Regions from separate parts of the Mus musculus genome. Here region 2 is linked to region 1. The links are chromatin contacts, found by Hi-C in ENCODE. All regions are on one chromosome and are shown on one strand. Each heading gives the region's core, a stretch centred on a gene start or an enhancer-like site at or near the end of the contact. The rest is flanking DNA. Distances are from core to core; before and after follow the strand shown. Region 1 holds the start of Cdkn2c (cyclin dependent kinase inhibitor 2C). Region 2 holds the start of Spata6 (spermatogenesis associated 6).

Region 1 (2,927 bases), core at 209-2,708:
TGTACATCCATTTTTATACAGAATGCCCACAATTTTATTCTTCCTCGTTACCATATTTTCTCCAAGCAAGACACCATTAATTTCCAGAAAGCAGTGTTTGTAAATTTGTATTAGTGCTAGTTATCACTTTAACAGTGCCAATCTCCTATCATAGCTTCCAGATAACTAAAAACTCAGAGTTCCCAGAATGTATACATGGAATACAGTATACATGGAATCCTAAATATTCTGTTAAAATGATTTTTAAAGAAGTTCATCCCCTTTGTTGTTACCTGATTCACAATATTCAGCTTTCGATACCTCAAAAATTAGCTCTAATCTTTTTCTTAACAACTTAAAGAAACACTGCCAAATTCTTGTAGTTCCAATTTTCCCTAACAGCCAACCTGTTGCTAAATGACTATCCAGATGTCTCTGGCTTGTTTGAATACTTTCACTTTACTCCAAGGAACTGGGTTACAGATGTTACTTGAGGATATATGTGCAGTGGCTGGTTCTAATTAGACCAATATTTGGGGGGGAGGGGAGGCGGAGGGGGGGTTTGGTTTCATTTTGACCACTGAATGCAACCATGCTGGTGTTTTTTTAAAAGCATAAAAGTATAGAAGGCAATAATCTCATATGCCTACAAGAAGACGTGAAAAGTACAGAAAATTGATGAATATGAAATATATGGATGCACTGGTCCTTTTACACTTAGACCACCATCCTCACCTCCACCTAAAAACAACCAATCCTCGGTGTAGTGAGTGAAAGAAATCCCCCAATAAAGACATAGCCTTTTTAGAAAACCTTTCTAACTCACTGTAAGCTTTGTTTAAAGTTAATTGCATTTCTCCTTTTCCCTCAAGACTAGAAGTTCACATTTTCTAGACCCTGAAGTTCGTCGGGATTTCTTGTAATATGCTTTCAGTTCTCATAAAACTCGGTCTACAAGACTTCTCTGCCCTGTGGTGCTGTCAGTTGTGTCGCCTCTGCAGCCCTGGCAATGACCTGACAGGTGCCAAGGCCTGTGGCAGAGCAAAGGAGTCCAGCAGCCCCGGGCCAGGCCACTCGAACTCGGCGAGCCTGGTCGGGGAGCGCCGAGGAGGGTGGAGCTGCCCGGCTCCAGCAGAGGAGATCCTACCCGTCAGCTGCAGGGCCGCCGAGCCTCTAAGGGCCTCCGCCCGCACCCGCGGCCTTAGTTACCACCACCGGGGTCCCGCACGGTAGAGGCTCCCACTCCAGCCAGCCCCAGAACAGCAGGCCAGGCCGGGCCGAACCCACCCCGCTTCGGCAGGGGAGACTAGCGAAGCGAGAGGGCAGGCGGGAGCGCCAGCGAACCCAGGCCCAGCGCGGGCAGAGAAGGGCGCAGGGCCGCGAGGGCGGAGCGAGCGGGCTGCCGGCCACTGCGCCGCCAGGGCGTTGGGCGGGGCGTGGGCGGGGCCCGGCCTTCCCGCTCCCGCGGCGCCCTAACTCGGCGGAGCCTCCTTAAAACTCTGCCGTTAAAATGGGGGCGGGTTTTTCAACTCAAAAAGCGCTCAATTTTTTTCTTTTCAAAAAAAGCTGATGAGGTCGGAAAAAAGGGATAAGAAACCGGCACAGTACCTTCAGAGGCAACCGTAGCAGCAGTTGCTTCAGCGGAAAAAGAAGCAAAGGAGGGAGGGAAGGGAAAGATCCTAAAGGAAAGACGCGCAAGTGTCTGTAGCGGAGAAGGGAGCGGCGATCAGAGATTTGGGGGAGTCGGACTACAAAAGAAACTGTCAGCTGCGGCTCGCGACCGGCCGGCGCAGCCTGCCTCGGCTCCGGAACCCAACTGGCTGGCAGCCGCTGTCCTGTCCGCGGCACTGATAGGGGCACAGGCCGGAGGACCGCCAAGAACTAACTGGCCAAGTGGCACCGAGCGCCCGAGCTGCTGGGCGGCCGCCAAGAAGTTGGCGGGACTGGCTGCGCCCGGGATCTGTGGCGACCGCTCCTACTTCCAAAGACCCTTCCCATCATCGGACGCCCCGGGAAAATCTGAAAGGGAGGGAACGACAGCGGCAGAGGCGACGGCCGCCCCTCAGCGAGCGCTTGCAGTGAAGAGCCTGAGCTAGCTCGGTCGTAGGCGGGAAGTTACTGGTGAGCTGGCCGGGTGCAAGAGCGATGCTGCCGCGAGCTACCCCAGCGGCTGGAGCCCCATAGACGCTTCCCCCTTCGCCGTGCACCGTCTTCAGGCTGCCGGGAGTCCCGGGACCCGGCGGGGCCGGCATGACGGGCTTGGCGGGGGTCTGCCGCACACCCACCAGCCTCCGGAGACCCGCGCCCTGCCCGGCTCCCACGGCCTCTGAGGCTCGGCGGGGCTGCGGCAGCTCGGCGGGCGGGCTCCGGAGGCTCTTCTGAAGACGCCGAGCCCGCTAGGGAGTCGTTGAGACCTGAGAGTTGAGGGCTTCAGAGCTGCTGCTCTGGTCTGCCCTCAGCGATCGTCTTTAACCCTCCCGAGCACGTCAGCATCCAGCCAGCGCGGCGCTCTGCTAGCGAGCGAGCAGCACTCTGGACTACCCCCTTCGGCTAGACGGATGGAAAGTGAGCTCTGCGAAGGACCTGACTCTGAAATTCTGCCTCAAATCACCACTGTGAACAAGGGTGGGTTAATACCTTTTCTACTCTCTAATACTTTTTCTTTCGCGGTGTTGTCTGAGCTGACCTAGTCCTTTAAGTCTCCGCAACATCTTCCTCACAGAGCTGTAAAGCTTAGGTACGTGACAGCTCTGCCTACATCTCACGTCCATAGTAATTAATCAAGAACTGCTTCTGTGTATGTATCTCTGTTGAATCGCCAGAATCCTTCTTAGGGGTTAAGCTAAAAAGCTAGAGAAGGAGCCCCTCTCCAATGGGCTCACTTTTGCTGAATAATCACGTGTGAATCGAGGGGCGGGCTTTTGGCAGGCCGACCTTACTAGTATTTA
Region 2 (2,927 bases), core at 307-2,806, 2.1 Mb before region 1:
TTACTCACTGCTCTGAGTTTGGCATATTTAGAAATCATTATGCATTATTTTGGTAAACTAATCTTACTTTGCAAAAAAGCATTCCCAGAAAGTCAACTTGTGATGCAAGCACTAAGGACTAGGGACAGTATAGTTTCTGAATAAAAATTCCTGCCTCTTAAACATAAGTCCCAGAAACTTGCTAGCTCTCCGCCCCTGCAGCTCCCTGCCCCCACCCAAGCTTCTCCTTAAGACTGAACAAAAGACTTGAAAGAATTTTGTGACTTCTATGCTGGTTTAAGTTCAGGGCTGCTGCAGCCACAAGGAGAGGAAATGAAGGCCAGAAAGAAGTGAGTGCAGCAAGCGTGGGGTAAGTGCAGAGAAAAGCTTAGTTTGGAGGCCAACAGGGGTGGGGGTGGTAATGCCAGAGAGCCCCTTGGGGCAGGCCCAGAAAATGACAGGGAATATGTACTGTTATCCCTACTTATGCAGTGATACCAACAAGTAGGCTGAGTCTTAATGAGGGCATTTCAAGGATAAAGGCGTGAAAAGCAGCAGAATAAGAAATTGAAGAGGTTCTCCTAGAATGCCTCTCCTCTAAGGGGAGAAAGGGGGTCTCTTGGGAATGACACTGAAGGACTTCAAAAATCTCTGAAGGAGACTGCAGTTATCAAAGGGAGTTGGGGCTTCTCAACACCCGGAAAGACCTCAGCCCCTCACTGGATGGCAGGAGGGGCTCCCCACCTCAACTAGATTTACTGAAGGAGGCTGGACAGAGTCCCCTGAATTGAGAGTAGATGAGTGGAGTTACAAGCTCCAAGCAGTAGTTGTCCGAAAAGCTGACCAGGTCTTTCTTGGGAGGATTGGAAGGATGCAAAGTCTGGAGTGTTTGGGTACTGGAGGGAAGAGCTGAAGTGGCTTCTGAGGAGTTGGGTTTATTCTGAGAGGAGAAACTAAGAAAACTTGGTGCAATGACGTCACAAGTAAGTTGTTTTTGGAGTTAGGGACTCCACCATGACTGAAAAGGCGTTCCTACTTTAACTGGAAGCTAGGGGAAGGATCTGAAAGCGGAAATGCTACACACCCCAGACTGGAGCAAGGGTTCAGGAGTTCCTCACCAAAAGAGTAAAGCAGAATTCAAAGGAACTACTGCCCCAGGAGCGGAACTCCGAAGTGGTGAGGAAGAGATCCAAAAGCACTCCAACTGGAAGTTGGGGTGAGGCCCCCGAGAGGCTGGAGTGGGAAAGCACTGGAGATTTCCAGGAGTCCCCCAGGGCCGGGGGCGGGCAGCGGACTTGGAGGCTGAGGCGGGACAGGGCCGGTACTCACAGAGCGGATCTCCAGCGCCAGGGCGCATTGCAGCGCCTTCACCTTCGGCATCCGCGCAGGGTAGGGCGGCGGGGAGGGACCCCGGCCTCCGGCCCGACTACGGCGGGAAGACGCGGGGCGGGACGAGGGACAGGGAGGAGATGAGGTGGCGGCGGAGGTGGCAGCTGTGGCCCCCAGGCCGGGGCCCGCGGTCCAGCCTGGGTCCCGCCCGAACAGCAGCTGAGCGCGGGGCGCGGACTCGTTGTCATGGCAGCCTGGAGGGGCGGGGCCGGAAGAGCCACGCCAAGGCCGGACACTACGGAGCAAGAGGCAGTGGGCGGGGCCCGGATTGTGGTGGGAGGGGCTTCAGTGGGTGGGGCTGAGCGGCTCTTCTGTGACGTAAAGTTATGAGTGCAAATCATAGGAAAGGGAACAGCTAGCTGTGCTGTGGGCCTCAACCCAGAACTGAGAACCCTGGGTTTCATGAGCAAATTCAGTTAGGAAAACTGAAACTACAGGCTGACACCTGTAGTTTCAGTTTTCCTAACTATCCTATAATTAGTAATCTTCCTTGAGTTTGTATTTTATGATACAATTTACAAAACCAATATAAGAAATAGGAAAATATCGCCCAAGACAAAGGCAAAACAGGGCTGGAACCCAGGATCTCTCAAGTAAAATCCCAGACGCCTTCTGGAATCACTATTATGGTCCTCTTATTAGTCACTTGTTTTGTGATTCTCTGTCAGTGTGCCCCTATTTCCTTTCAGGATTTCCTGTCTAGTTCACCACTACGCAAATCTCAATGCCTGTTGCCCAGGCTGAACTCTCAATAACAGACTCACAGAATAGAGGAGCCTAGCCATAGACCTTCAAAGATAAAAAGAACCTAACAAACTGTCGAGTTAAAGTCCATGTTAAAGTTAATTTTAATACATTAACTTTAGAGCACATTCTAACAATGGAGAGGAAAGTACCTGTGATTTTATCACCCAGTTGAGAAACAGGATGTTACTGAGCCAAAAAAAAAAAAAAAAAAAAAAAAAAGAAAAGAAAAGAAAAAGAAAAAGAAAATGCCTTGAGCATTGCCTTACCAACTTTTCCCTGATAGTAAACCCTGCAATGACCTCCATTACTGTAAGTCTTCTATGCATTTCCAAACTACATTCTGCTCAATTTGTCTTTTTTATGTTAAATAGATTTAATACTTATATATTCTGTGATTTGTTTATCTCCTTATGATACAGAAATATACAACGACTTATGTGTACATTCTTTATCCTATGTACTTTTGATGAGCACTTGTATCGTTCATATTTTAGCTTTCATTAACAATACTGTTATGAAGGTTCTGAAATATGTTAGCAACTGAGAGGTAGTTCAGCAATTGAAAGCACGCTGTTCCAGAGGACTAGAGTTCAATTTCCAGTACCCACGTTGGGCAGCTTACAGCTACCTGTAACTCCAGCTACAGGGGATTTGGTGTGACTTCTGGTATCCTGATAGACTTATGTGTATGTATACATGGAAACACAGAGATAAATAATTTTTAAACCTTTAGAATATGTCTGTTAATATATGTGTATGTATTGAGTTGGAAAGCCTGTGCAGGCTTTGCACATGTGGGGTCTTTAGAGTAA

Evidence for each region. A loop is a pair of places that touch in the nucleus more often than their neighbours do.
Region 2: a loop to region 1 is called in a map of v-Abl transformed pro-B cells, with 4 times the contacts of the local background. The contact joins the promoter of Spata6 here to the promoter of Cdkn2c in region 1. A Hi-C loop is called at or near these places in 1 of 37 maps with a recorded cell type or tissue (v-Abl transformed pro-B cells).

Annotation. Positions count from the first base shown.
Region 1 is chr4:109,665,287-109,668,213 of GRCm38, reverse strand. It overlaps Cdkn2c (cyclin dependent kinase inhibitor 2C), which reads left to right and starts at 1,458. Exons shown (of 3, transcript NM_001301368.1): 1 at 1,458-2,604.
Region 2 is chr4:111,718,639-111,721,565 of GRCm38, reverse strand. Spata6 (spermatogenesis associated 6) reads right to left here and starts at 1,556. Exons shown (of 13, transcript NM_026470.3): 1 at 1,309-1,556. The coding sequence starts at 1,359. Gm33192 (a long non-coding RNA gene) reads left to right here and starts at 217. Exons shown (of 2, transcript XR_376552.3): 1 at 217-349.